Linked DNA regions of Homo sapiens: region 1 is linked to region 2. The links are chromatin loops, found by intact Hi-C in ENCODE. Cell type or tissue: CD4-positive, alpha-beta T cell. All regions are shown on one strand. Links, peaks and the distances in the headings refer to the core of each region. The heading gives the core; the rest is flanking DNA. Region 1 overlaps LIMD1 (LIM domain containing 1). Region 2 has its middle 52 kb from the start of XCR1.

Region 1 (15,669 bases), core at 3,454-11,453, 420 kb after region 2:
CTTTCAGGGGATTCTGAAACCATCACTCTAATGCTTACAACAATTCTGCAAGGTCTACATTATTACCCAGAATCCTCAAATAGAAGCAGAGGGCAGCTCAGAGAGGTTAAGTGAACTTTTCAAGGTCACACAGCCAACAAAGGGTAAGGACAGAAATCAAATTCAACTCCGGTTCTGGTTAAAAAGCTAATGCCTTTTATAGTTAGCTTCAAAGAAACTTAATAAATATCTACTTTACCTTACCTTATCTTACCTAAACACATACACACACACAGTCTTGAAAGACATGAGGTGCTCTCTTCAAAAAACATACTAGATGCTACACGCTAGACTAGAAGTTTGGGTATTACAAACACAACTTAACTGGGGGAAACCTTATGAAAGGAAGCTGGGAAAAACAAAAAAGGGAAACTTTCTGCAACTCTACACCATGTGGTGGAGGTTTCTGTTGTCTGGCACCTACGCCCCATTCTGGGGGTAATAGCTCTCTATTTTCATTTGAGATCCAGCCCCCAGCTCCACACCACGTGGCTCCCATCACCATGTGGGCTGGCTCCATGCCAGGGCCCAGGCAGGGCATTGACAGATCTGGCCCATCAGAGCCTTGCATTCCTCCAGCACTGTTACTTTTTCCAGGCGTGGGCATGTGGCCCAGTAAGAGCCAATGAGACTCCATCAGACGTCTGTGGAGGATTCCGAAGGAGGGACTGGCACTCTTGCCCATCGGATGTGAAACTGAGAGAATGTAAACTCTGGGGTCCTCCCAACATCTGGCCATCACATAGGACCTGAGACTGAAGCTAACACTGAGATACACGGCCAAAAACTGTGGAGAAAATGACTCCTGAGGCACTGCTGGAATAATTTCCTTTTTACTTAAGCCCGTTTGGGTTTGCTAGTCTGTTTCTGGCCAACAGGAATCATAATGAATCAACTTTTCAGTGAAAACCAAATAGAGCTTTTCTCAAGGGAAGGCAGGGAGAAGCTGGCCCTGAGCCCATCTCTGCATCTCACATTCCTCATCCCTGAGATGACAGAGTCATTTCAACCACCAACTACCAAGCACCCAGTCTGCATGGCATCTTGTTAGAATCTGCAGGTGTGAAGGTGAAGACGCATGTTCTTTCTATCCTGGAAGCTTTCAGTCAATGGAGGAGAGACTTGTAAGCAGACATACTGCTCAGGGCTAACAGCCCACAGCCCTGCCAGGGCAGGCCCTGGGCATGGTGGCAGCACAGAAGAGCTCCTCCATTGTGGGTGCAGGAGGGACAGGAAGGCTGTTGGGGGGATCTGGGAAAATAAAGGGGCAAGACATTGCAAGCAGGGGAAATGGCCCAAGCAAAGGCACGAAGGCATGAGGTTGCATAGGTGTGGGCAGCTGGGGATTCCAGACCTCGGAGAGCTTCTGAGTGTGCTTTGTACCCTGCACATGCTGGGACCAAGCAGGCCAGGTTTATGCCCTATAAGGCCTCTTGATGCGGGTGTGCGGAGGCCGTTAAGCTAGCCTGGCTGAGCCATGCCGGAGGTATGAACGGAGGCAGAATTGTGGAAGACATGGCAGCACAGAGTTCAACGCCTGGCTGCGTTCAAGGAGGTGGGGTTGAGGACAAACCTAGGAGGCAATTCTCACAGATCAGGACCCAAGGCAAGGTAAGATTTTTCTGCTTCACAGAAATATGGTGAGGGGCTGGTACGTGAGGGGTTGGGACACAGCCCAGGGGCCAGTGGGATGCCAGCAGCTGGCCTCAGAGGTGCGGCAGGGCTAGAGCTCAGGTCTGGGAGCCACTGGCACATGGATGGACTTCCAGTCCATGGGAGAAGCTAGATCCCCAGAGAGAGTGGGATGAGAAGAAGAGAGCCCAGGTCCCAGTCCAGTGGTCTAAGAGGAGGAGTCCAGGGTGGTGGAAGAGGCAGAACTGCAGAAAGCAGCAAGAGGATAGCCAAGTGACCCCACAGTTCCTTCAAAGTACAAAGCTGTGTGGTTTGCCATTGGCCTCAGGAACATGGCCACCCCCAAGTATCTACAGAAGGAAAGGCAGGGCCCCTCTCTCCAGCAGTGCAGCTTCCCTACACGCTGGCCCAGGTCCCCCCAGGCCCCTGCCCTCTGACTCTGGCCAGGACATGCAAGGGGAGGCTTCGGTGACACACTCACCAGGAAGTCTTCTTCACAAAACACTTTGCCGTTGACAAAATAAAAGGCTTTTCCTCTCAGCTTCCGGCCTAAGGAAAAAATCACAAACACAGGGTAAAAAAAGAAAAATTTTAATATGCAGTGGAAAAAGTGAAAAGTGAAAAGCAAAATCTTTAGGCAGAAATAAACACGTAAAAACCGCCAACTGTCAATGACACTTTCCAGTTCCTAAAAGATGCCGTGGCCCTCGGCGAGAGGCAGGCAGGCTGAGGCCGGGAGGAAGGGTGCCCTGGCAGGTGCTATTTGGCAAAAAGACTCAAGGGCTGACTTGGAAGTCATCCTACGCTCACCTTCCAGCACCTCCTATCTGCTTGGAAAGATGCCAGCAAAGCATTTGGTGGCAGGACAGCAGAGGCAACACAAGGGGGCATCCAAGCAACAGTCTCTTGTGAAGATGCAGTTTCCCACAGGCATTTATGACAGTCACCTTGGACATATGCTCCAGGACCATTGTGACCGCCTATCAGGAGAGTCCTATACATTGGTTAACTATTATTTTCCTATCTTTTTCTCACCTAAACTGTAGAAAACACACATTGTTGGAAGGATATTTTTGTTTCTCTTGACCTAAAACGAGTAGGCGGGAGTGGGAAAAGTTCAAAGCACCCTGATTCCTTGGATGGAACTCTTGCTTCCATAAGGCTAACACAGGTAAACATCCTTTATCAGTCCCTCTCATCTCTTATGGAAAACACAATGGGGCTGTGAGCTCAAGGTCAGCAGAGGGTGTCCCGGGATCCCCTACTTGGCAGTATTCACAGATCTGAGGGCATTTCCAGTGCTAGGCTCAACACATACTCAACAGGCAATGTGGGGGTTTCAGAAACTGAATGAACTCTCTGCAAAAAGTTAAACCAAGCCCTTTGGGGCCAGCCCACAAAATGAAAGTAAAATCATCATTGTCACAAACAGTGCCCGAGATACAGAGAAACCCGCCAGACGAACACTGGCTGCCCTCGCCTGGTGACGCCCACAGGAGGCAAAGCAGCGCAAGGCAGATAGCGACAAGACTGTCAAAGAACATTCCTCAGACCTCAGAGAGGACCCTGAAAGCATCAACGCAGCGGAAAAGGCATAAAAAAGGAAGTAACTTTAACTACAAATCCATCTTCTTTGCTGTGGTGGTCGTTGCTACCAGATCTAGTGTTGTCTGAATGTTTCCCCCAGCCCTCCTGTAGGTTCCTGTAGGACTTTTTAATACTCTGAGTATATGCTACATTCCTTGAAGATATAGCTAAGTCAGCTTCATACTTGGAGGGGAAGCTTTGGCAATACTCTAACAGAGTGCAGTACATGTTGAGTTAAAGAAAAAAGGAAGAGTAAGCCATGGATCAGAAGATGGCCAAAGCACATATAAAATGCTATTAGTATCTGGCCGGGCACAGTTGTTCACGTCTGTAGTCCCAGCATTTTGGGAGGCTGACACGGGAGGATCACTTGAGGTCAGGAGTTTGGGACCAGCCTGGCCAACATGGTGAAACTTTGTCTCTACAAAAGGTACAAAAATTGGCCGGGCACAGTGGCTCAAGCCTGTAGTGCCAGCACTTTGGGAGGCTGAGGCAGGTGGATCACCTGAGGTCAGGAGTTCGAGATCAGCCTGGCCAATATGGTGAAACCCCATCTCTACTAAAAATACAAAAAAGAGCTGGGCATGGTGGCATGCACCTGTAACCCCAGCTACTTGGGAGACTGAGGCAGGAGAATCGCCTGCACCTAGGAGGCGGAGGTTGCAGTGAGCCGAGATCATGCCACTGCACTCCAGCCTGGGTGACAGAGGGAGACTCTGTCTCAAAAAAAAAAAAAAAAAAAATTAGCCAGGCATGGTGCCACGCACTACTTGGGAGTCTGAGGCAGAAGAATCACTTGAACCCAGGAGGTGGAGATTGCAGTGAGTCAAGACTGGGCAACAGAGCAAGACTCTGTCTCAAAAATAAATAAATAAAATAAATTAAAATAGTATTAGTACCTAAGACACAAAGAACACCAATTAATAAGAAAAAGATAAATAATCCAATGGGGAAATGAGCAAAGGGCAGGAAGAGAAAGTGCATAGAATAGAAAACCTGTTATACCTTAGGAATAACCAGGATTATTAATCATAACCCCAATATCTATAATAAAAAGATGTTCTATCCTATCAACAATCAGGATAATGCAAACTAAAACCACAATGAGATTCTATCTCACTTTCATAGATTGGCAAAAATTACTAAATCTAATAGCATGTCTTGGAAGGTGTGGGACAAGAGGAGCCCTTTCACACTGGTGGGAGTATCATCAACTGGGATGACTACTTGGGAACAATTTGTCAAGGGCCAATAGATCTGAAAATACACATAATCCACAACACACTTCTAAGGTTGCCCCTTGAGAAGATTACCCAAACATGCATGAGGACAGACATGTATGGATGTTCACGGCAACGTTGTTATGGAAAAACTAGAAGCGTCTTCAGTGTTCACTAGATATGAGAATTGATAAATAGACGAAGAAACTGGAGCTGTATTTACTGGATGTAATACCAGACAGCAGTCAAAATGAAAGGGCTAGATCTATGCATATCATTATTAATTGAACTGAACACCAGTGCAAATAAGGCAAAATGCCTGAAGATATACCAATGATCGTATATGTGTAAGTTTGAGAGTGCGCACACACACATACACAAACTAGTACTGTTTTGTTTTTTTTTTTTGAGACGGAGTCTCGCTGTGTCGCCCAGGCTGGAGTGCAGTGGCACGATCTTGGTTCACTGCAGCCTCTGCCTCCCAGGTTCAAGTGATTCTCCTGCCTCAGCCTCCCAAGCAACTGGGATTACAGGCACTCACCACCATACCCGGCTAATTTTTGTATTTTTAGTAGAGATGGTGGCCAGGCTGGTCTCGAACTCCTGACCTCAGGTGATCCACCCACCTCGGCCTCCCAAAGTGCTGGGATTACAGGTGTGAGCCACCATGCCCGGCCACAAACTAGTACTGTAAACTAGTACTGTATGTTTTTTATTGACAATAGTATATATGGTAACAGTAGGAAAATTTCAATTCATAATGGCAGCTGCCCTAGGGAAGGAAGGGAGAGGATGGGAAAAGGAATCAAGATGATTCCAATTTTTATATAATATTTTATTTCCTTTATAAAAATACAGAATCAAAGCTACAATGTAAAAATGTCTGTGCATTCTGGGTGATAGGTAAATAAGGATTATTTCCTATAGTACTTTCCAGTAGGTTTTAAAATACACACACAATTTTTATATATTTAATTTCCTTTATAAAAAATATCAAACCAAAACTATAATGTAAAAATGTCTGTGCATTCTGGGTGACAGGTAAATAAGGATTATTTCCCATAGTACCTTCCAGTAGGTTTTACACGCGCACACACACACACACACACACACACTTAGGTGAAACACCGTAAACGAAAAGGCAATAACAAACTAGAGCAAACATCTATACTGTATGACAGAAAAGGATGTAACTCTAATATGAAAATAACTCAAGTAACAGTCCTATATAAAAAATGGGTAAAGAATAGGCAGACAAACCACAAAATAAGTATGAATGATCAATAACTATAAAATAAAATCTTTAGCTTTCCTCATGATTTAAAAAATATTGCTGCCAGGCACAGTGGCTCACACCTGTAATTCCAACACTTTGGGAGGCCAAGGTGGGAGGATCACTTGAACCCAGGAGCTCAAGACCAGCCTAGGCAACACAGCAAGATCCCATCTCTACAAATAATAAAAAAGTTAGCTAGGTGTAGTGGGGCACGCCTGTAGTCCCAGCTACTTAGGAGGCTGAGCTAGGAGGATCACTTGTGCCTAGAGGTTGAGACTGCAGTGAGCTGAGATCACGTCTGTGCACGCCAGCCTGGGCAATAGAGTGAGACTCTGTCTCTCCAAAAACAAACAACAACAAAAAACCCTATGCTTTACCTATCAGACTAGCAAAGCTTAAAAAGAATGATAACCCCAGTGTTAGTAATGACACAGACAAACAGATACTTGTTCACACTCTGCAAGGGATAGCAGAAGCTAAAACAAGCTCTTAGGAGAGAAATTTGTATTAAATGTCAGTAGAATTTACAAAGTTCAGATATTTTCTCCCCAAAAATTCTATTTCAGGAATTTATCCTAGTTCCAGAAATCGTCATCTCAGATTTATAATAGCTTGCTAAAAATGAGCATCAAATGTCCAATTCCTATTAAATGATAACCCATATACATGTTGGAATATTATGCAGCCATAAAAAGATTGTGTTTTCAAAAAAATATTTATTGACAGGGAAAAATACTTAAAATATTTTAAAGGAAGTATATAAGTATGTGGGTTACAGTTATGAACACACTCACATATATGATGACAAAATTATGTGTACACTCATACACATAAGATGTACACCAAATTTTAAGTCATTATCTTTGAGTGTAAGAAATAGGTGATTTTCAATTACCATTTTTTCCTGCAATAATTATGCATTATTTTTATAACCTGAAACAAAGTTTAATGGAGTAGGGGAATGTGGGTGGGGGTGCATGGAAGGGATAATAGGACTTACATAGAAGGCCACAACTCTTTAGGTCTCCAAAGCTGCTCTCTTGTCCTCCCCTCAAAGTTACTGTTGCCCTCTCTTCTAGAAGGTCCCCATCCTTGAACGTTCGCAGTATTTTCTGACTCTGCTAAACTAAGGTACCAAGAATGTCTACCTACAGCTGGGTGATCTCAGGGATCATCATCAGAACCCCCTTGACAGCCATGGAAATTAATTTCAGTTACTTAAACTTTCTCTCTATAAAGGGACTCCAGAGAACTCGAAGTTTTAGAAAAGAAAATGAGAACTAACTAGAGTATCTTTCCCATACTTTTCCCACGTCGGACACCTACCTGGGTGACAGCTGATCTGCTGCCCTCTGTCCCTCCCCAGGAACAAGGTGACGAGGAACACAAACAGCCCACCTGGCCGGGCGCGGTGGCTCACGCCTGTGATCCCAGCACTCTGGGAGGCTGAGGCTGTTGGACCACTTGAGATCACGAGTTCGAGACCAGCCTGGCCAACATGGCGAAACCTCATCTCCACTAAAAATACAAAAATTAGCTTGGCATGGTGGCACGCGCCTATAATCCTAGCTACTTGGGAGGCCGCGGTAGGAGAATCGCTTGAACCTGGGAGGCGGAGGCTGCAGGAAGCTAAGATCGCGCCATTGCACTCTAGCCTTTATGACAGAGAGAGACTCCGTCTCGGGAAAAAAAAAAAAAAAAAAAAAAAAAGACAGCCCACCTAAGAGAAGCTTGCTCAACCAGTAAGCAAAACTATTCACACACTGTCTGATCACAAAGTCCAAATCTTTACTTGTGGAGCTCCCCACTTTCGCCTCTTCCTTCTCGGAATTCCCGCAGGGTAAACTCATTCCTCAAGAGAGGAAAGAAGGTGGGGCTGCAGTTGCGGATGGGGCCCCTAGAGGGAGCTAGGAGGCCACCAGGAAACGGCGCAGGACTTCCAGAGCTTAGGCTTCTGATCCAATGTATGGAGAACACAGCAAACAGCACTTTGGTTCCAGGAATGGGGTTAGCAAGTTCTAAGGAATCTGAGCTGGAAATCAACGTTTTGTGTAATAGGGCGAAGATCACCTCTATTCCAAAAATCACAGAGGAAGATCATTGAACATGCAGAAGCACTGAACCCTCTAGTGTTAAGAAACAAATTAAACGAAAGCTTTTTCATCCAGGAGATCAACAAAGATTTTTTAAGTGTTTGTGATTGTTGTCACTGTATATTTTCATAAGCTACTGCTGAGAGTGTAAGATGATAAACTCTCCCTGGAAGGGAAACTTTAAAATGTTTATCTCTGACTCAGTGAGGTTATCTGAGACTTAGCTTTGGGAAAGAATTTTAAAAAGTGAATAAATATTTACTTAGATCCAAACTGGCAGCCTTAGAGGAATGGTTATATAAACCAGAGTACATATAAATGATGAAATGTTACATAGCTATTTAAAATGTCATTTAAATAGTGTTTTAGTCATATTGGAAAATGCTTATATATAGCATATATATATGTTTGGGGATAGCATATATATATGTTTGGGGTTTTTTTGAGATGGAGCCTGACTCTGTCACCCAGGCTGGAGTGCAGTGGTGCAATCTGCAGCCTCAGCCTCCCAGGCTCAAGGAATCCTCCCACCTCGGCCTCCTGAGTAGATAGGGCTACAGGTGTGCACCACCACAACTGCCTAATTTTTGTATTTTTTTGTAGAGACAGTGTTTCGCCATGTTGTCTAAGGCTAGTCAACAACTCCTGGGCTCAAGTGATCAGCCCATCTCAGGATTACAGGTGTGAACTACTGCACCCAGACTGAAAATATATTAACAAGTGAAAAAAGCAAACTTGACAAGTGTATTTATAGTACAATTCCATTTCAGTAATTTGCAGATACCACTGATATGCAAAAGGGAAAAAAACAAACAGTGGGTAACACTGGTAGAAGTATAACAGTGAAACATCACTTTCTACTTTATATACTTTAATATTTTAAATTTTCTTTCTAGTATTAGGTACAGTGACAGATGGTATTAGAGAGAAATTTCACTTTACTTCACATATTTCTATATTAAATTTTTCTAGAAATATGTATAATATGAAAAAATACTTTTAATCTTAAAAGAAAACCCTTATGTTATAATGTGAAAAGTAAAAAGCAAGATTTAAAAATTGTGCATCTCAACTATATAAAGAAATTCAAAGAAAAAAAGACTGGAAAGGAAATCTGCCCATGAGTGGCAACGCCTCTGAGTGGACATATTTAGAATCTGCATGGTGAGGCCAGGCACGGTGGCTCATGCCTGTAATCCTAGCACTTTGAGAGGCCAAGGCGGGCAGATCGCCTGAAGTCGGGAGTTCAAGACCAGTCTGACCAACATGGAAAAGCCCCCTCTCTACTAAAAATACAAAATTAGCCAGGCATGGTGGTGCATGCCTGTAGTCCCAGCTACTCAGGAGGCTGAGGCAGGAGAATCACTTGAACCCAAGGAGTGGAGATTGTGGTGAGCTGAGATCACACCATTGCACTCCAGCCTGCAATGAGCAACATGAGCAAAACTCAGTCTCAAAAAAAAAAAAAAAAAAAAAAAAAAAAAAAAGAATCTGCATGGTGGAGGGGATGGTTTATTTCCTAGTTGGTTGCTTCTATATACTTTCCTACACTTTCCCAAAGATTTACCAATGAGCAGGTATTGCTCTGATCATTTAAAAAATTGCCCAGCTGGCTAGATAAGTCCTCTTGCTGCCAGTTCCCACAGCTGAGAATTCCCATGTCCGGACACAGGAGGCCAGTACAGGGGGTTGGGGGACTACGTCTGATTTTCCTTTATTCCAAATTTTAAAAAACTGAGACTCCCCCACTGACCTAAGAGGGTGGGGCTTAGTTTGCTCTGAAGAACTCACACTTCATTTTTCACTTCGGTTTTGAAAGACCACCTGAGGTTAGAAACTGGATAGTGTATCAAAATATATTTGTTTGTATTCTGAGTGGGAGAAAAGCCTAACATCTACTGATTGTCTTCTGTGGTCTAAGTACTATGTTTAGGGCTTTCACATATATTTTTAAATGCTTGAAAACTTTGCCACACAGGTTACTGCATCACTCCACCTTCTGACCCTGTACTGTCACATGCCTTTTACGGAAGAAACTCACAAAGTCATTTCCTACTCAAAGCCATCACCTACTCCAGGTTTCAGTGAGCGTAGAAAGGGTTCAGTAAAGAGTCGGGCAGAAATAAAACACATCACATGTCAATGTCATGGAGCAGTACAAGGATACAGGAATTGATTATTTTTGGGAATCACTTGAAATCACACCCAAGGATTACTCCTAACTTTCTGGAGTAAAAATATGATACTTATGAATTACACATTATCGTTTTCATTTCATAAGTAAGGAAATTGAGGCTTACCCAGGTAGTAAGTGGGCAGGATGGGAACCCAGATTTGTCTGACTGTGAAGACTGTGCTTGTTCCACTGCACCATGAGGCCATGCAGCAGTATTTAATGCTTGTTGGATGCACACCTATATGCAGAATCCAGTTTCTCTCTTCTGCCAGGAAATGGGACAGGCCTTTCTTTCTTTTTCCTTTTTTTTTTTTTTTTTTTTGAGACAGCGTCTTGCTCTGTTGCCCAGGCTGGAGTGCAGTGGTACAATCATAGCTCACTGCAGCCTCGAACTCCTGGTCTCAGCAATCCTCCCGCCTTGGCCTCCCAAAGCGTTGAGATTACAGGTGTGAGTTACCATATCTGGCCGGAAAAGGGAATTTTCATTCAAACACTTTCTAGGTACTGGGCCTTTTACTTGCCTCATGTCTCACTTAAGTGTCATGAACAGCTCCGTAAAAACTCCTTGTGATGACAGGCATTTAGATGTAACTTGATAGGTAACCTTCCACTTGGAGACAGGCTAAAGTTTGTATCTTTGGAGAAAGGGGGTTGCTGAGAGGAGGCTGAGGCCAGGTAGGAAACAGCAAGCAACCTGGTGCTGAGAAGCAGGGAGGCAGAAAAGGTATTCTCCAGGCTGAATCACCCCAGATTTGGCCAATGAAACAGACGCCAACTAACCTGAAAATTCCTGGAATCACTGCCACTGTCCTGAAAGTTCCAATCAAGAGCAGGATCCAGAATCCTCCTTATTGACATTTAAGCTAGAGCACCCAACCGCCACTAGGTGGTGCCAAACCACAGCCAGGACAAGGACAGGTTGAAGCAGCACAATTTACCCCAAGCCAGCCAGCCCTGGAGGCCTGCTTGAGTCATTTCATTAATCTTGCAATAATGTGCCCTGACGTTTGGGCAGTTGAAACTCACTTGTCGGCTGGGCGTGGTGGCTCACGCCTGTAATCTCAGCACTTTGGGAGGCCAAGGTGGGCGGATCATGAGGTCAGGAGACCAAGACCATCCTGGCCAACATGGTGAAACCCCGTCCCTACTAAAAATACAAAAACCAGCTGGGTGTGGTGGTGCGTGCCTGTAATCCCAGCTACTCAGGAAGCTGAGGCAGGAGAATCGCTTGAACCCGGGAGGCCGAGGTTGCAGTGAGCCGAGATTGCACCACTGCACTCCAGCCTGGCGACAGAGTGAGACTCCGTCTCAAAAAAAAAAAGAAAGAAAAAGAAAAAGGAAACTCACTTACTATATTACGGTTGAGTTACTGATGCTTTTTTTTTTTTTTCTGATGGAGAAACAAAAGCTAAAGAGGTTAAATTCACCTATGTAGCTAAAAGTTAAATAGAAAAGTTGAGATTCGAACCCAGGTCTCTCTTGTGCAAAGTCAACACTCTTTCCACCACACTATACTGTCTCTCTTGTTTTCTGTTCCAAAAGGAATATCTCTCAGACTAAGGGGAATGTCTTAGTCATTTTAGGCTGTTAGAACAAAATACCATAAAGTGAGTAGCTTAAACAATAGACATTTATTTCTCACAGCTCTGGAGGTTGGAAGTCCAACATCAGGGTGCTAGTAGGGTCAGGTTCTTGGTGAGGATCCAGTTCCTGATTTACAGATGGCTGTCTTCCTGCTGTTTTCTCACATGGTGGAAAGGGAACTAACTACATCTCTGAGCTCTTCTTATAAGGACACTAATCCCATTCAGGAAGTATCCACTCTCATAACTTAATCACCTCCCAAAGACTCCACCTCCAAATACCATCATGTTGGGATTAGAGATTCAACATAAGGATTTGTGAGGGGGCGGTATAAACGTTCAGTCCTTCCAGGGAAGTAGATGGATTTCCTGGCATTCCCAATTAAACTTCCTTCTGCTCCCTTGAAGAGGCAAATTTCACTGTCCTCACTGACTTGTTATGGCGGCTCATACGTAGAGACGTAACACTAGGGAGCTGCTGCGGCTTTGGCAGAGCTAATAAGGACAGAGGACAAAATGGAATAGCCGAGGGATAAACACCAAAAACTTAGGTGGTTCTCAAACCTTAGCATGCTTCAGAACCACCAGGTGAGTTTGTTGAAACACAGACTGCTGACTTAGTAAGTGTGGGAAGGGGCCCGAGACTCTGCATTTCTAGTTAAGTTCCCTAGTGATGCTGATGGTGCTAGTCCAGGGACCACACTTTGAGAACCACCAAGTCAGACTATGCCTCAGGCTTGTCTCTGAACTGGCACTTCCATTTGATGCTGTTCATCTTGGTCAAAAATGCTAAGACCTAAACCATCCCTGAATAATCAGCATCAAACATAAACTGGGGGTGGGAGTGTCAGTGTTACATCTTTATAATTCTAGTTTCAGAATCGTCCTGCTTCCAGTAAAGGAATTCCCTCCACTAGGAAATAGCTGATGATCGTCACACTAAATATATACTCAATAGACCATTTTTACAGTTTAGAAGACAGTAGTCAAAATGCTCTTTATTTTCTTTATTTACATCAGCCGTTTATAAAATATTGACTGATAGGCCGAGTGTGGTGTCTCATGCCTATAATCCCAGCACTTTGGGAGGCTGAGGTAGGCAGATCACTTGAGGTCAGGAGTTCGACACCAGCTTGGCCAACAGGGTGAAACCCCATCTCTACTAAAAATACAAAAATTAGCCAGGCCTGGTGGCGTGAGCCTGTAATCCCAGCTACTCAGGAGGCTGAGGCAGGAGAATCACTTGAACCCGGGTGGCAGAGGTTGCAGTGAGCTGAGATTGCACCATTGTACTCCAGCCTGGGTGACAGAGTGAGACTATGTCTTAAAAAAAAAAAAAAAAATTGACTGATAAATGTGCAGACTCACAGAGAATCCACTCCAAAAAGACACTTCCTGTAGATGTAGTGAATGAATTTTTTCTTTTTTCTTTTTTTTTTTTTTTTTTTTTTGAGACAGGGTCTTACTCTGTCACCCAGGCTGGAGTGCAGTGGTGCAATCTCCTCCTGGGCTAGAGCAATCCTCCCACCTCAGCCTTGAGTAGCTGGGAACACACGTGGATGCCACCATGACTGGCTAATTTTTTGTGTGTATTTTTAGTAGAGACGGGGTTTCACCATGTTGCCCAGGCTGGTCTCAAACTCCGGGGTTCAAGCTATTCACCTGCCTCAGCCTCCCACAGTGCTGGGATTACAGGTGTGAGCCACCTGCAGGCCGTGAATGAGTATTTTATATTTGCCTTCAAGCCATCCTCAGTTTAAAAGAGAAAAATGCATCTGATAAAGCCGGTGTAGTTTAACAAAGGAAACAAGAGTTAAGGACATCACAAAGAGAGGTCAGCCATTTAATCTGACAAAACTAAAACGTGCAATAATACTCACCACTCTTCCTTCCCTATAAAATAGAAATAAGCTATAACCTATTCTGGAAACATAACTGGTCCTTGGCGGTAAGACTCCACCACAAATTTCAGTTCCAAAATATCTCCCTGAGAAGTAAAAATGCAAGGGTTTCCCAACAATGAGAAGAGTTTCCGAGAAAAGAAAGTAAAAATCAGTAGTCACTTGGATTGTTTTGATTGTACTGTCCCAGTTAGTGACTTCTACCTGTACTGTCCATGGTGGCTACTAGCCACATGTGGTTATTTATGTAAGTTTAAATCAATTAAGATAACATCAAAAATTTAGCGCCAGGGCTTGAACAAGTATATCTTGAGTACTTGATGGCCACTTGTGACTAGGGAAGCTTTAGAATATCTGCATCATCGCACAAAATTCTAACCAATCTACTTCTTCAAATAGCTTTTCTAGAATAGGTTCTTTTTTTTTTTTCTTTTTCTTTTTTTTTTTTTTTTTTTGAGACAGTCTTGCTCCGTCACTCAGGCTGGAGTGCAGTGGTGCAATCTTGGCTCACAGCAACCTCCGCCTTCTGGATTCAAGCCATCCTCCTGGCTCAGCCTCCTGAGTAGCTGGGACTACAGGCATGCACCATCACTCCCAGGTAATTTTTGTATTTTTAGTAGAGATGGGGTTTCACCATGTTGGCCAGGTTGGTCTTGAATTCCTGACCTCAGGTGATCTGGCTACCTCAGCCTCCCAAAGTGCTAGGATTAGAGGCATAGGCCACAACACCCAGCCCCAGAATAGGTTAACTCTTAAAAGATATTGCTAAAAACAAATCAATTTGGTTTGGCTCAAGTGAAGGAGAGATCCAGCCTCGATTTTGCAGGCTTGCCAAGCCTCAGTAAGCCAAGGAGCACAGCAGAAAGGGGCAAAGTGGAAAAGCACTCAGGCTTGGGGTCCAACCTTGCCTTTGCCCCTTCCCTGAAATGAGACCCTGGCTGTCACCCAAACCCTTCAGGTTCCCTGGTAAGGATAAAAGTGGGATCACAGTAGGGAACGCAGCCCAGTGCACCTCATACCAGGCATCTGGTGTGACTGTTGCCAGCATCCCTACCTGACCTTCCGTTTCCTCAAATGACACCCACCAGAGCTAAGAATCATAACCACCACCCTCTCTCCCTCCTCATCCAAATCCCCTACATCACTCCTTCCTTCTCAGTTTATCTGTGGCAAAGGGCTAGGTATGGGAGGCTTTTGTTTTTAATTTCCATCTGTCAGACTTATTATCTTGTAAAATACAATAATATAGAAAAATGAAACATAAAATCCAAGCCCCAACTGTAGTTATTATCCAATTCAACTGACACAAAGCCACTCTGTCAAACTCTTAGGAAGGTCTCTAAACGTTCTCATCTCTTTCTCGGCCTTTGCTGGTGCTGGCCAAGGACCATGTTCTGAGCACTGCTGCCTCACGCTCCAATTCTCTTCTCACGTGCCACTCCAAAGTCTTTGTCTTATAGTTAGTTTTCCATTTCCCCTATTCCAGGCTATTATCGTCTGGATCAGAGATGAGAATACTGCACACAGAGACAACCCAGAGATGTGCAGAGGGTCTCCGTTAAGTGTTCAGCAGAGCATGGATCAGCTCTTGCCTGTGAGGAAACTAACCAAAGTCAGAGGACAAACATCTGCAGGATTCGCAAGAACAGTGCCTGGCACCCACAAAAGCTGGAAACAGTGCCTATTCCCACCAGCCCTGAGAATGAGGAATAATAGAGCCCTAGACTGAGCTCTGCTTTGAATTCATCTAATAAATCATAAAAGCAAGACTAGAAAGAATCACTGTTCCTAAATAATTTAACAGCATCCCAGAACAATGCTCAGAAGATTGAAAGAATACAAAATATCCAAGACTCAAAAAGGTAAAGTTTACAATGTCTGGCAGCCAATCAAATATTCCCAGGCATGCAAAGAGGCAGGAAAGCACAACCCACAGGGAAGAGAATAATCAATCTATGGAAATCAACCCCGATCAGACACAGATATTAGAATTAGCAGAGAAGGACATTAAAAGCTATTGTTTCTATATTCAATATGTTGGAAATGTTAAGTAGCAACATGGAAAATATTTAAAAGGCTCAAACTGAGCTGCTAGAGATGAAAACCAAAATGTCTGAGATAAACAATACATTGGCTGGCCGGGCATGGTGGCTCTCACCTGT
Region 2 (15,669 bases), core at 4,590-12,589:
TGTCAAGATCAAGTGAGATAAGGCATGTACCATGCAGTGCCTACGATAAACACTCAAAAATTGTAAATATTATTGTAATAGTAGTCATATGAGTACGGTCCATGATAACTATTGTCATTTTGATATTAGGACATGCCTAAGTAACATAAGCCAGACTCACCTACCAGTACTTTTGAAAATGAAAAGCTATTTCTTTGAGTGATCATTTGGTTCCAAAAATATCTTAAGCTGAAGTGTGGGCACTGGAAGTAGGAGGCAGATGTGGCCGTCCAGACATCAAGAATGTGCTCATAAAATAACGTATTTTTTAAGTTATCAAATGACAACAGATAATTAAAAATTCTCCCAGATGACTTGAGGACTACACAGAATACAATCCCATTTTAGGAAACACTGCTGCGCATGCCAGGGAGACACTGGGGACTTCAGGCAGGAGCAACATGACAAGACATTGCATGCTCCAGGCCAGCATGTGCAGAATGGGCGGGTGTGGGAGGATGGTGGAGGATCAGAGGATGAGAAGGGGAGTGGCACAGGAGGAGAAGAAGGCACAGGGGAAGATTTGAGTTCAGTTTGGTGTTAGTTGAGTCTGGGGTGGTGCTATCCTTGTGTCTTGGGTTGGATTTCTGAAATCAGAGCCTAAGAAAGAGATTCTTGTGCAAAGTAAGGCATGGAGAAGGGCTCTCAGGAGAAATGTGTAGGAGCGAGGGAAGCAGGATAAAGCAGAGGACAGGGTGGGCAGAAGTCTGGCCTCAGCCTGGCCACGCCCAGGGCTGGAGTAAGGTGAGGCACTGCAGAGGTGTCCCTCGCTACGACAGGTGGCTGAGCTTCTGTGGCCCAGCATCAGTCAGCCGCTAGTCATGGGCAGCTGGGAGGAGTATGAGAAAGCTCCAGAACCTCTAAGCAAGGCAGCACCCATCAGCTATGGTAGTGAGTCCCAAACATGTCTGTCTAAGGGCAACTCTTGGGCTTCAGAAATGCTGATGTCAGATCCCAACCTCAGAGATTGTGATTTCCTTGGCCTGTGGTGGGGCCTGGCTTTGGACATTTTAATATATCCCCAGGTGACTGGAATGTGCAGACGGGCTTGAGCCATCCTCCAGAGAAGAGTGCAGGTATGAGAAGTTAGCAGCCAGGACTCTTAGCACCTAAGGCATGGGTGCACCAGCAGGTAGAGGCATGGGAGAGCATTACAGTAACTGCTATGTCACAAGACATCACACTGCTCAGACTCTGTTGTGCCCAAGAATCTGCTGGGTCAGGGGAGTGTCCTACTAAAATGCAGAGTCTGATTCAGCATGTCTGGGTTGGGCCCAGAACTGCATTTCTAACAAGCTCCCAGATGCTGCTGTCACACCAAGGACTACACCAAGTAAGGAGGCCCTACACCAAGGTTGACCACTGTAGATCTGTAGCTCAAGAGGGAGGTTTGGACTGAATGTATGGGGTTGGGGGTGCCGGCATTATGCATGATTGTTGAGACATGGAAGTGAGTGGGAGTATTGGGGAACAGTGCACAGGCAGATCAGTGAGCCAGGCCAAGGCCAGACTCCTGACCTTGGGAGTGAAAACTGATGGCAGGCTTGCTGCTGGAAGGAGAGTGAACGTGGCCTATTCTTTCAAGAAATTTGCTGTGAAGGGGAGGGGCAGACAGGATGGAGTGCAAACTCAAAGTGTTTAAAATGGAGAAAAAAATACTTGGACCACAATACAGGCTGCAGAACAATTGTCATGATAAGATCGAAAGCATCAGAGGAATTCAAGAGGCTGGTTAGGAATAAAGACTGAAGCCAGCTTTGATGCTCCCTGGCTGCATGACTTTGGCCAAGTTACTTGCCTCCTTGTGCCTCAGTTCCCTAATCTGTATAGATGTAGATCACATTAGTACCTGCCTCTTGTGTTCGCGGTGTGATGAGTTGTGTTTGCGGTGATGGAACCTTTTTTTTTTTTTTTTAATAATATATGTCAAATGCTTAGAGCAGACATAGGCTGCTCCATGTATTAGCTATCATGATTACAGGAACTCCTTAAGAGGGGCAAGGTTTTCTGCAAGTGCTGTCCACCTAAAATGAAGAAGCTGAGCACAAAATGTAATTTTAAAGACTTTACTTGAGCCAATGTGAGGCCAGCTGCCCAGGACACCCTTCCAAGTTGCCTTGGGGAGTACTCCATCCAGCTTTTGTTGCATTCAGGCTTTAAAAAAAAAATCCAACTTTTATTTTAGATTCGGGAGGTACCATATGCACATTTGTTACATGGGTATATTGCAAGATGCTGAGGTTTGGGGTATGACTGATGCCATCGCCCAGGTAGTGAGCATAGTACCCAATAAGATAGTTGTTCAATTCTTACCCCACTCCTTTCTTCCACCCTCTAGTAGCCCCCAGTGTCTACGGTTTCCGTCTTTATGTCTTTGTGTGCCCAGTGTTTAGCTCTTGCTTATAAGCGTGTACATTCAGTATTTGGTTTTCTTTTCCTGCATTAATTCGCCTAGGATAATGGCCTCCAGCTACATCTGTACAAGTGGATTTTTAAAGACAAAAAGAAAGCAAGGAGTGAGCTGATAAAAAGTTGGCAGGAATTCTCATTGGTTTATAGAAATTACATTGATTAGGGATTGGCTTTACATTGTTGAGCTGGAGGATATGAGTTATGGCGTCCAGTGCATGGCATTTTATAGCTACTTGGCATCAGTTAGTCTAGAGTCCACATAGCAAGTGGCTTCAAGAGGTAATTACTTAGCTCAAGGGAGGCATGAGATGTGATAGCTTTTCATTCCAATGCTTTTCTGGGACTGATAATTTAAAAGGGCTCACATTCCTATGATTAAAAGTTTCCTTTTGCTCTCATTTCCTTCCTTTTGATCACAAATTTTTCTCCTCAAAAGCACTGATGATACAAATCTGAGTGCCAGCTTGTCCCTTGTCACCAGGAAGGCTCATTCCTGGGTAGCCCTGTCCCACATGGGGGAGTGGAGACATCTCAGTGAGGAATTTTAAGAGCACCAAAAAGCTGAATCAGGATGACAATACAGAATGGCAAAAGTGAGTCCACAAAGTATTGACTTACATAGCTGCTGTTGTTTGCTCCATCATCGCCAGTCTCTGGAATACCATGATTTTCATTTTCTCAGAAGAAATAAAACAATGAAAGATATCTAGCATTAATTGGAATAATAGAAATATATAATGCACATAGGATTAGAACCAAAAAGAGAATTTTTATGCCAGAATGAAAAAGGAATCTAGTCTGTTAAGAGTCAACTAAAAACCTCCTGAAGAAAATTAAATCTCAGTTTTTCTTTAGAGACCTGTAGTCAAGCAGCTTCTTCCCTGATTTTTCCTAGGTGAGTTTCTACTTCATGGGAAATACTTATGTATATACAACAAGAGGTATTTGCCACCACATATCCACCTCCTTGCTCAGCTAATATAGAATCTAAAGCAATGTGATTGTCTAGCACAACCTTAGTCAGTAAATCTGTAGCTTTTTGTTGAGCTGTGATGGAGACAGCAGTTTCATCAGCAATGTTTCCTAGGGTTTTAGAAGGATTTTAGATCATGTGTTCATGGGAAGTTACATCCAACAAAGGCAAAAGTATTCTCAAAGAAAAAAAAATGCATGGAGCTATCTTCTTGATGGCCAGCCAGATAATTAGCACATTTTCTCTAAATAGAATCTCCATCTAAGGTAGATCTGCAGTCATGCCTAGAGAAAAGTTTGAGGGAACTAGTCCAGTGCTGAGTTTCTTCAGAGCTGTATATAGAGAGAAGGGTAACGAAATATCCTAAGACATATTGCCCTTCAACATTCCATGCTCTTAGACACTTACAGGACCATGGCTGGTGATTTTCTCCACAGACTATAATAAATCCTGGTGGAGCACAGATAAGTACACTATAATTTAAGAACATCAGTTTTGAGGCATTACTGGATCAATGGGTCAGAAATGTTAAAGCAAGAAGACAGGATCCTGATAGCTGGAGGGGCTGTTTTCTTTGGATTTTCTAACAACATCATGGATTTTAGTACTGTCATTAGTGAGTAACGCAGCAGTGATTTTTGACAAAAGAATTCTGATGAGTTACATTGAAACATAGGACAAACAGGTTAGGATGAGTCAGGCAGACCTGATTAACAGGTTTGCTTTTATGTGGCCCTGAGTTGTGTTACAAGTGCTATCATGAACACTGGTGAAATTTAGGGCAGAATGTACCAGTGGGTCATTGTGGTCAAAAGTAGTTTTTGGTTTAGGGTAGCAAACCCAGCATCTCTTCAGATTTCCAGCAGTGGCAATGGTGTGTGGGATTCTGATCAGAGAATTATCCCTCCATGCTACAGTCAAATTTATCAGGGACGGCAAAAACAGAAACCTAGGCCAGGTGCAGTGGCTAATGCCTGTAATCCCAGCACTTTGAGAGGCCGAGGTGGGAGAATTACTTAAGGCCAGGAGTTTGAGACCAGTGTGGTCAACATAGCAAGACCCTTCTCTACAATTTTTTTTTTAATTAGCTGGGTGTGGTGGTGCACTTCTGTTGCCCCAGCTACTCGGGAAGCTGAGTCGGGAGGATTGCTTGAGCCCAGGAGTTGGAGGCCGCAGTGAGTTATGATCATGTTACTACATTCCAGCATGGGCAACAGAGCAAAACCCCATCTCTAAAAAAAGGAAAAAAAAAAAAAAAAAAAAAAGGAGCCTGATTATAGGCATTTGTTTACATATATCCTAAGAGAATATATGTGTGTGTGTGTGTGTGTGTATGCATGTATATATGCACATATAAATATATATATGATGATTTTACCAAAACAATTTTATCCAAGAGAGGATACTCACAGTATGGAGGCCTAACGCCATAAGTATTCCAGTCAATAGAAAAAGGAGAGCAAATATTTCAGGTGTGGTAGGCATTAGAATCATGAAGAACAAGTTATACAGGCTTGGTCTGGTATCTTGGGTGAAAACAGGTGACCACAAATGTCAGCTACTTTCCATTCTGGTCAGGAAGACTGCAAGTCAATTCCACTAAGATCTCCCATGATGAAAGACGTCCCCTCAGGTAGGGTTGTCTTTTTAAAATGAGAAATATGAATCTATGCATCAATGCCTTTAAGTTTAGTGGCACAGGGATTGGCCAATAGTACCTGATATGGTCCCTTCCCACTGGGTGAGAAGGAATCTTTTATTCGACATCCTTTCCAGTAATCAAAATCTCCACATATTCTCACTTGTAAGTGGGAGCTAAACATTGGGTACACACGAACATAAAGACGGAAACAAGAGACACAGGGAACTATGAGAAGGGAAAGGAAGGCAGGGAGGCAAGTGCTGAAAAACTAACTATTGGGTACTATGCTCACTACCTGAATGACGGGTTCAACCACACCCCAACCTCGGCATCACACAATATGCCCTTATAACAAAGCTGCATGTGTATCCCCAAATCTAGAATAAGATTTTTAAAAAAAAAAAAGAAAAAAAGAAAAGGAATAGTTGCAAATCACTCTAGTGGGAAATTCACAAAGGGCAAAAATGCTTGCAATGCCAAAACTACTTCACTGGTCTGTCAAATATTAGACATCAGAGACCTTTAAAAAGAAAAAAGAAATCTCCAGTTACAGGCCATGATTTTTGATGATTTCATCTCCCCAGAGCTCTCTGCAGAAGGAACTCTTGATTAATTTTGAGTTCTTAATAAGAAGTATTCTGAGACTGTGGCAGTAATGGAGGATATCACCTTTAAGAAATGCAAGTTCATAAGTTCCTTCATCTAGTCACGTGGGCCTTCCTGTTATTATTTTGAAGAGAGAGAGCTGGTGTTTTCCAAATGGTGTGGATCACAGGCTGAGCAGAACTAATGAGACAGCCTTTGGCCAGGAGAGGTTAAAAACTTCAATTAGTTTGGCCATTGAGTTTTTATTATACCATTGGTGTGTTTCACCAGTCCAGAGGATTGGGGGTTAAAAGCACAATTGGAATATAGGCCAAATGTTGCAAATGGATTGAATTACTTGACCAGTAAAATGTGTTTCTTGGCCGTTCTGGAGCTCAGATGAAACTCCCCATGAAGGAATTATCTTTTCTAATAACAATTTTCTTACTACTTGGACCATGGCTCATTGGCACGGGCAGGTTTCATCCCAATGAGAAAACACATAAATTAGCACCAGAACATATCTATAACCCTGAGACAGGGGCAGCTGGATAAAGTCCAATTGCCATATATCAAAGGGTCCTAAAGGTAAAGGAAAATGTCCCTGTAACCTATGAAGGAGTTTTCCAGGATTATGTTTGGGACAAACCATCAGCAAGAATAAACAAGAGGGGATGGTTTCCAATAATATTGCTTTCCCCAAGCTGTCGTTTCATCTGGATTCCAATGAGTCAGCTCATAAACACATCATTTAAAGGGTAATTGAAGCCCTAAGGGAAAGATTGGTCTATCATTAAGTCCACATCATAAGCCTGTTTCTGGGGAAAACTTGGTTCCTTTATCTTTCCTGAGGTCGATTTCCTTCTTGAGAGCTCCTGTTTGTGCTGCTTCTAATAAAGTTCTTGTTTGTTTGTTTGGCAGGGGGGCTGGGGTTTTTTGTTGTTTTTGTTTTTGAGACAGGGTCTCGCTTTGTCACTCAGGCTGGAGTGCAGTGGCACAATCTCAGCTCACTGCAACCTCCGCCTCCCTAGTTCAAAAGATTCTCATGCCTCAGCCTCCCAAGTAGCTGGGATTACAGATGTGAGCCACCATGCTTGGCCAAAGTTTTAAATGGGTAATAAGTCTGTAAGGACATTTCAAGGTATCTATTGTCTGATGTAACCTTCAGGACTGCATTCTTAGCGGCATTGTCAGTGAAATGATTGCCTTTGCTCTCTGGAGTATCTAATTTGGCATGACCAGGAATTTTTATATTTTTATGAGATTTCAGTTGGGGACTGCTTCCAAGAGGTTGGAGACTTGTTGGCTTTTTTTTTCTTTTTTTTTTTTTGAGACAAGGACTTGTTCTGTTGCCCAGGCCAGAGTACAGTGGCACGATTATAGGTGATCTTGGAGGCTAGCATCAGGCATTCCATTCCAGAATATTGTTAAAAGGTTTTTTTTTTAACTGTTCAAAATAATTAAGCACAAATTCATCTGGCCTTTGAGTATATTGTTGAATTATCTTCCACTCTACATTTGAGGAAAGACCCAGGAAATGGCATCACAGAGAGACTTGGCTAAAGTGTGGATCTTCTCATGGTCAGCTTCTGTTTGTTTTTCCAAATCCTCTGAGGGATTTTTCCAGATTGCCTTTTTTGCCATTCAGTGGCCCTGCCTTCTCATACCAGCATGTGAACTAATTGATAAAGGTCAGAATATCTGGGCTTATAAGTCTGGACAATTAAAGCAGATTGTTCTGCAAACCCTATGGGATCTTGGAGCAGGTCAGGGAAGTCTTTTATAATATTCTTCAGTTCAGTTTTTGTCCAAGGGGTATACATAATAGTGGTCTCACCTCTTGCTGTGGTTTTACCTGAAAAGGGGCTGCCAAAATGGGGTTTCAGGGAGGGGGTTCAAGTTCTAGGGAATTTCCTAAGGTGGTAGTGGGAGGGAAGGAAGGGCAGGACAGGGGACTTGAGATAAGAGAGGATATAAAGGTGCAGGGGTAGGATGAGGAGAAACAGCTGGAAGTGGAAGGGAGGAGGGCTTCAAAGTCTTTTTAAATTCAGAAATAGATTTAGGATCTTTTTGTTTACCTCTTGGATTGAGGCAATTTTCTCAGAATTTATCTTAAAAAAACTCTAGGTGCCATTGGAAGTAATTATCCTATTTCATGTTCTAAAACCAGCTTTTTTCTCTATTGTGCACACAAATGAATCATTTTGGGCATTTCAAAAGACCCACATTTTGGCCATTGTTGATGATCATCCTGGGCTATATGGGTCCGTTTTCCTAGATATTTACAAGAGGATGTCTCATAAGTGTTGTACATAAAACCAGATGGTGTTTCTAACAATGGTTGTCCCTTAAAAGAGCGCTCAGATTTTCAAGCTTGATTTCCCGTAACTTAGGAACTTCTTAAAAATGACCAAGGCCCAGGATGTGTTTGGGTGGAAGTGTGGTGCTTACGAGCACTGCTCCTCTAGGTGTCACCCAAAAGTCATGAGTTGCTCTCTTACGTTGTCTCAGAATGCCTCTAACCACCAGGTGGCACCAGAGTGCTAAAGGTATGAGCGATCAGTCCCGTATTTTATGCCCATGCAGATGATCGAGTCCCTAAAAAACGTTCTTGTGGTGAGGAATACCCTACGAGCGTCCTTTATATCCTAGACAACAGCCTTGACACCTCTGCAAAGTCTGCAGAGACTCTGCAAACTCTGCAAAGTCTCCAGTCACCTAGAGCACTCCAATTGGTCAAAGTGAGCAACTGCCCTTTCTCCATAGCAAGAGAACTCACTCTCATGCACTTTTCAGTTTAGAACTAATAGGAATTGGTCACAGATGAAACATCCAAGTCTGAATTTCAAACAATAGGAAGCAGCTGCAATTTTAAAAGCGTGCTATGTAAAGCAAAACCACCAATGTCAAATTGCCAATGCCTGGACCCAGACCTCCCTTCCCCAAGGCAGAGGTGAAAAAACGCTGTTCCCCCTACCCTTTTTCTTTTCTGGAACCCAAATCTCCTGCCCATTAGGCACAGATGGAAAACTCCCATTCTAGTAAGGGAGGATCGGAAAACATAGCTCAGGCAAAATCTAGACCTTCAACCAAAAAATGGGAAAGGCCCAGATCTCAGCAGGACTCATACCTTACATTCAACAATTTCTCTCAAAGTCAGAATACAAGAGGTTCCCAGAGCTGGCCAGGCGCTGAGTCTGGGAGGTAAGTCAGATAGTAGAGCCAAGGGGGTTATTCTGAATCCTTCTCATGGCACCAAAAATGCTGACCCCAAAGGAAGAAGATGAGGCACAAAATATATTCATAATTTTGAAGACTTTACTTGAGCCAACATGAGGCCAGCTGCTCAGGACACACTTCCAAGTTGCTTTGGGGAGTGCCGCATCCAGCCTTTGTTGCGAGCAGGCTTTTTAAAAAATAATTTCAACTTTTATTTTAGATTCAGGGGGTTACATGTGCATGTTTGTTACATGGCTATATTGCATGATGCTGAAGTTTGGGGTACAAATGATGCCATCAGCCAGGTAGCGACCATGGTACCCAATAGGTGGTTTTTCAGTCTTTGCCCCTTTCCTTCTCTCCCCACTCTAATAGTCCCCAATGTGTGTTGTTCCCAGCTTTATGTCCCTGTGTGCCTAATGTTTAGCTCTCACTTATAAGTGAGAACGTGCGGTATTTGGTATTCTGTTCCTGTGTTAATTCACTTAGAATAATTGTCTCCAGCTGCATCCATTCAGGCAGGTTTTTAAAGACAAAAAGTGAGCAAGGAGTGGACTGATACAAAGCTATTTGACAGGAATTCTCATTGGTTTGCAGAAATAACATTGATTAGTGATTGGCTTTATGTTGTTGAGCTACAGCAGTGGTCCCCAAAATTTTGGCACCAGGGACGAGTTTCATGGAAGACAATTTTTCCACAGACCTAGGAGGAGTAGGGGAGATGGTTTGGGGATGAAGCAAGTGCATTACATTTATTGTGCACTTTATTTCTATTATTGTTACATTGTAATATATAATGAAATACATGACTCACCATAATGTAGAATCAGTAAGAGCCCTGAGCTTGTTTTCCTGCAACTAGATGGTCCCATCTGGAGGTGATGGGAGACAGTGGCAGATCATTAGGAATTAGATTTTCGTAAGGAGCATGCAACCTAGGTCCCTCGCATGCACAGTTCACAATAGGGTTTGCACTTCTATGAGAATCTAATACTGCTGCTGATCTGACAGGAGGAGGACCTCCGGTGGTAATACTAGAAATGGGTAGCAGCAGATAAAGTTTTGCTCACTTGCCTGCCCACTGCTTACCTCCTGCTGTGCAGCCTAGTTCCTAACTGGTCTGCGTCCCAGAGGTTGAGGACCCCTGAGCTAGAGGATATGAGTTGTGGCATCCATGATTATGGTATATGGCATTTTATAGCTACGTGGCATCAGTTAGTCCAGAGCCCACAGCAAGTGGCTTCAAGAGGTAACTACTTAGCTCAAGCAGGGACTGAGATGTGACAGCTTTTTACTCCAAAGCCTTTCTGGGCTGGATATATTAAAGGGGTTTGTATTCCTCACATAAAAAGTTTCTTTTCTCTCTCAGTGCTCACACAGGGGTCAGCTTTACCCCAGTGAGATGAAATTCAAGTGCAATCCTTGACTTCTCCTATGGCAAGTCCAAGTATTCTTTCCTCAGAAGTGACAATATTACTTCAATAGAGGGCAGTGGCCCACAGCAAATTTCTCTAGCATCTGGAAAGTGAAACTATCAAGAAGGCCAACCTGATAAGGTCAGTTTGGGACCATTGAGGTATAGCCCCTTGTTTTCTATGCCCCAGCATAGAAACTTTCCTCCTTCCCAGGGAAATATGTGAACTAAACAGGAGCCACAATTCTGTCTTTTAACTTTGCTGCTGCTGATTTCAATGATATCCTATTTTTTTTTTTTTTTTCAAAATAATGGCTACCATTTGTTAAGCTTCTACAAAATGGCAATCATTGACCAACATCACATCTAAAGCACTCAACTCTGCAAGATGAGTGTCTTTCTCATTTTACAGCTGAGGAAGCTGAGGCACAAAATATATTAATAATTTTGAAGACTTTACTTGAGCCAATGTGGGGCCAGCTCAGACAAAATATTCAGCCAAGAAGTAGGAACGGCCCAGATTTCAGCAGGACTCATACCTTACATTCAACAATTTCTCTCAAAGCCAGAAGAATACAAGGGGTTCCCAGAGCTGGCCAAGTGCTGAGTGTGGGTGGTATGTCAGATGGTAGAGACAAGGGTATCTTTCAAATTTGCCTAAATTGTAGGACCACATGGAGTAATTGTTTTGCATACAAAATCCAAGTCTCCCCTGGGCAGTGGTTCTTAATCTTAGCTGCTCATGGAATCACTTGGGGCAGGGTTGGAAGGTGACTGTTAAAAAATCTTGGTGGCCCAGGCCAGCACTATCTATCCTGTTGGCTCTTTTTCCTGGAGAACCCTGACTAACACATATGGTGCGTGCTTGGTTTTTAAGAGGCTGCTATACTCTTTTCAGAGTGGCTATGCCATGTTACATTCCCCAAACTAGATAGCAAAGTATGAGATATCTAGATTTTTCCACATCCTTGTCAGAATTTGGTATTGCCACTATTTTTACTGTTTTAACTATTATGATACATATGTGATAATATCTTATCATGGTCTTAATTTGCCTTTCCCTTGTAGCTAGTGACATTGAATATATTTTCATGTGCTCATTTGCCATTTGAAAAATCCTCTTCCATGAAATGTCTCTTCAAGTCATTTCCTATTTTTTAACTGAATTGGTTGTTTTTTGTTTGTTTGTTTTGTTTTCTTTTTAAATGTTGAATTTTGAGGATTCTATATATATTTTAGACATGAGCTATTTGTCTGATATGTGGTTGGAAAATATTTTCTCCCATTCTGGAGATGGTCTTAACAGGGCCTTTTGCAGGGCAAATGTTTTTCATTTTAATAGTTTATCTATTCTTTCTTTTATGTATTATATTTTTGGTGTTATGTCCAAGAACTCTTCACCAAGATTTAGGTCTCAAAGATTTTCTCTTATGTTTTCTTCTTAAAGTTTTATAGTTTATCCATTACATTTATATCAATGATCCAATTTGAGTTAATTTGTGTATAAGGTCAAAGGTTTAGATTGAGGTTTCTTGGTTTTGATTTTTGTTGTTTTTTTTTTTTTTTTTTTTTTGGTCTATGAGCATCTAGTTGCTCTAGCACTATTTGTTGAAAAGACTATCCTTCCCTCATTGACTTGCTTTGGCACCACTGTCAAAAACCAGTGGGCCATACTTGTGTGGGGCTACTTCTGGGTTTTTTTAACTCTCTTCCATTAATCTTTGTGTCTGTCCCTCTGCCAATATCACATATTACTATAGCTATGAAATAAGTCTTAAAATTGGGTAGAGTGATTCTTCCCATTTCATTCCTTTTCAAAGTGCTAATTATTCTTTAAATATTTGAAATAGTTTCCAGTTAAACTCTCTGGGCCTGGAAATTTTTTTCTTGGGAGATTTTAATTATGAATTCAATGTCCTTAGTAGTTACAGGGCTATTCAAATTATCTGTTTCATAGATGAGTTATAGTAGTCTGTGCTTTTTGAAGAGTGGGTTTATCTCATCTAAGTTGACAAGTTTTATGTGTGTAGAGTTGTTCACAGTACAGTTGATTCTTGAACAACATGGGTTTAAACTGGGAAGGTCCACTTAAATCCAAAATTTCGTCTACCTTTGCCACCCCTGAAACAGTAAGACCAACCCCTCCTCTTCCTCTTCCTCCTTTAGCCTACTCAGTGTGAAGACAATGAGGATGAAAGCCTTTATGATGACCTACTTCCACATAATGAATAGTAAATATATTTTTCTTCCTTATGATTTTTTTTAAAATATAAATTTAAGTGGTACAATTGCATTGTTACATGGATATATTACATAATGATGACGTCTTGGCTTCTAGTGTATCTATCACCCAAATAATGTACATTGTACCCATTAAATAATTTCTCATCCTTCACCCCCCACCACTACCTCCCGTTCTTCTGAGTCTCCAGTGTGTATTACTCCACATTCTATGTCCATGTGTATACATTATTTAGCTCCCACTTATGAAGGAGAACGTGCAGTATTTGACTTTCTGTTTCTGAGTTGTTTTACTTAAGATAATGACCTCTATCACTTGAGCCTTGGGGGTTGAGGCTGCAATGAGTCATGATTGTGCCATTGCACTCTAGCCTGGGCAACAGAAAAGAGACCCTGTCTCAAAAAAAAAAAAAAAAAAAAAAAAAAGATGGCCTTCAGTTCCATTCGTGTTGCTGCTTTATGGCTGAATAATAATTCCATTGCATATATATTGTAAATTGTGCTGTGATAAACATGCATGTGCAAGTTATCTCTGATATAACTATTTTCTTTTCCTTTGGGTAGATACCCAGTAGTGGGGTTGCTGGATTCAATGGTAGTTCTACTTTTAGTTCTTTGAGAAATCTCCATATTATTTTCCAAAGAGGTTGTACTAATTTACATTCCCACCAACAATGTATAAGAGTTCCCTTTTCTTCACATCTTCACCAGTATCTGTTGGGTTTTTTTTTTTTAATTGCCATTCTGATTGGTGTAAGATGGTATCATGTTCTGGTTTTCATCTGCATTTCTCTGATGATTTGTAATAATGAGCATTTTTTCATATGCTTTTTGGTCATTTGTATATCTTCTTTTAAAATGTCTATTCATGTCCTTTGCCCACTTTTTAATGGGGTTATTTGTATTTTGTTGTTGTTGAGTTGTTTGAATTCCTTGTAAATTCTGGATATTAGTCCCCTGTCAGATGCATAAGTCGCAAATATTTTCTCCCATTCTGCAGGCTCTCTGTCCACTCTGTTGTTTATTTCTGTTGTTTTTGTTTTTTGTTTTTTGTTTAAGAATCTCACTCTGTCTCTCAGGATGAAGTACAGTGGCATGATCTCAGCTCACTGCAACCTCCGGCTCTCAGGCTTCAAGCAATTCTCATGCCTCAGCCTCCCAAGTAGCTGGGATTACAGGTGTGTGCCACCATGCCCAGCTAATATTTTAGTAGAGATGGGATTTTGCCATGTTGGCCAAGCTGGTCTGGAACTCCAGGCCTCAAGTGATCTGCCCGCCTCAGCCTCCCAAAGTGTTGGGATTATAGATGTGAACCACTGCACCCAGCATCTGTTATTTATTTCTTTTGGTGTGCAGAAGAGTTTAACTAAGTCCCACTTGTCTATTTTTGTCTTTGTCATATGTACTTTTGAGATATTAGTCATTAATTCTTTGCCTATACCAATGTCTCGTTTTTCCTAGGTTTTCTTCTAGTATTTTTATAGTTTTGAGTCTTATATTTAAGTCTTGAATCTATCTTGAGTTGATTTTTTTATGTGGTGAGAGATATGGTTCCAATTTCATTCTTCTGCATATCGCAATTCAATTTTTCCAGCACCATTTATTGAACAGGGTATCTTTTCCCCAGTGTGTGTTTTTGTCAGCTCTGTCAAAGATCAATTGTCTCTAAATATGTGGTTTTATTTCTGGGTTCTCTATTCTGTCATACTGATCTATATGTCTACCTTTATACTAGTACCATGCTGTTTTGGTTACTATAGCCTTGTAGTATAATTTGAACTCAGATAATGTGATGCCTCCAGCTTTGTTCATTTTGCTTAGGAATACTTTAGCTATTCAGGCTCTTTTTTGGTTGCATACAAATTTTAGAATTTGTTTCTAATTCCAATAAATTATCAACATCATTTTTCTAATGATAGGAATTGCATTGAATCTGTAGATTTCTGTGGGCAGTATGGTCATTTTGACAATATTAATTCTTCTGATCCATGAACATGAGATATTTGTCCTTTTATTTGGGTCATCTATAATTTCTTTCATCAGTGTTTTGCTGCTTTTCTTGTAGAGCTCTTTCACCTCCTTGGTTAAATTTATTTCCAGGATTTTTTGTTTTGTTTTTATTTGTTTTATTTTCACTGAGACAAGGTCCCTCTCAGCCACCCAAGCTGGAGTACATTGGTACGATGTCTGCCTCCCAGACTCAAGCAATCTTCCCACCTCAGCCTCCCAAGTAACTGGGACTCTAGGTGTGCACCACCATGCCCAGCTAATTTTTTGTATTTTTTGTAGAAACAGGATTTCACCATGTTGCCCAGGCTGGTCTCGAACTGCTGGGCTCAAGCGATCTGCCCACCTCAGCCTCCCAAGATGCTGGGATTACAGGCATGAGCCACCATACCCAGCCTAAGGTGGTTTGTTGTTGTTGTTGTTTTAATTTTAGTTATTGTAAATGGGATTGCTGTCTTGATTTGGTTCTCAGCTTGATCATTATTGGTTTATAGAAATGCTACTGATTTTTGTCTGTTGATTTTGTATCCTGAAACTTTACTGAATTCATTTATTAAATCTAAAGGATTTAGTATTTTCTAGATATAAGATCATAACCTCAGCAAGCAGAAATAATTTTACTACCTCTTTTCCAATGTGGATTTTTAAAATTTGTTTCTCTTGCCTCATTCCTCTGGCTAGGACTTCCAGTATTATGTTAAATAGGAGTGGTAAATGTGGACATTCTTGACTTGTTCCAGTTCTTGGAGGGAATGCTTTCAACTTTCCACCGTTCAGTATGAGGTTGGCTATGGGTTTGTCATATATGGGGCTTTATTATTTTATGGTATGTTCCTTCTGTGCCTAGTTTGTTGAGTGTTTTTATCATGAGGTGATGCTGAATTTTATCAGATGGTTTTTCTATATCTATTGAGATGATCATATGGCTTATGTCCTTAGTTCTGTTTATGTGGTGAATCACATGTATTGATTTGCATATGTTGAATCATCCTTGTATCCTTGGAATAAAACCCAGTTGATCATCCTGTATTATCTTTTGGATATGCTCTTGGATTCTATTTGCTAGTATTTTGTTGAGGATTTTTGTATCTATGTTCACGGGGAATGTTGCTCTGTAGTTTTCTTTTCTTCTTGTAT

What was found. Peaks named below come from ENCODE experiments on the same cell type or tissue, not always from the same donor. Only the 100,000 strongest peaks of a DNase experiment are listed, where the experiment ranks them.
Region 1: a loop joins it to region 2, with 3 times the contacts of the local background. A loop is called at or near these places in 5 of 110 quality-filtered maps.

The regions. Positions count from the first base shown.
Region 1 is chr3:45,652,201-45,667,869 of GRCh38, reverse strand. LIMD1 (LIM domain containing 1) reads right to left here. Exons shown (of 8, transcript NM_014240.3): 3 at 2,153-2,220. Among named protein-coding and RNA genes, the nearest start is that of LIMD1-AS1, 29 kb to the left of the region's middle. In CD4-positive, alpha-beta T cell, for the core only: CTCF peaks have their summits at 7,426, 7,628 (motif pointing right), 10,713 and 10,917 (motif pointing right); DNase peaks (open chromatin) are centred at 7,649 and 10,929; H3K27ac peaks cover 160 bases.
Region 2 is chr3:46,071,497-46,087,165 of GRCh38, reverse strand. It overlaps a transcript of XCR1 not described here. Among named protein-coding and RNA genes, the nearest start is that of XCR1, 52 kb to the right of the region's middle. In CD4-positive, alpha-beta T cell, for the core only: CTCF peaks have their summits at 7,930, 8,129 (motif pointing right), 10,183 and 10,384; DNase peaks (open chromatin) are centred at 8,165 and 10,367.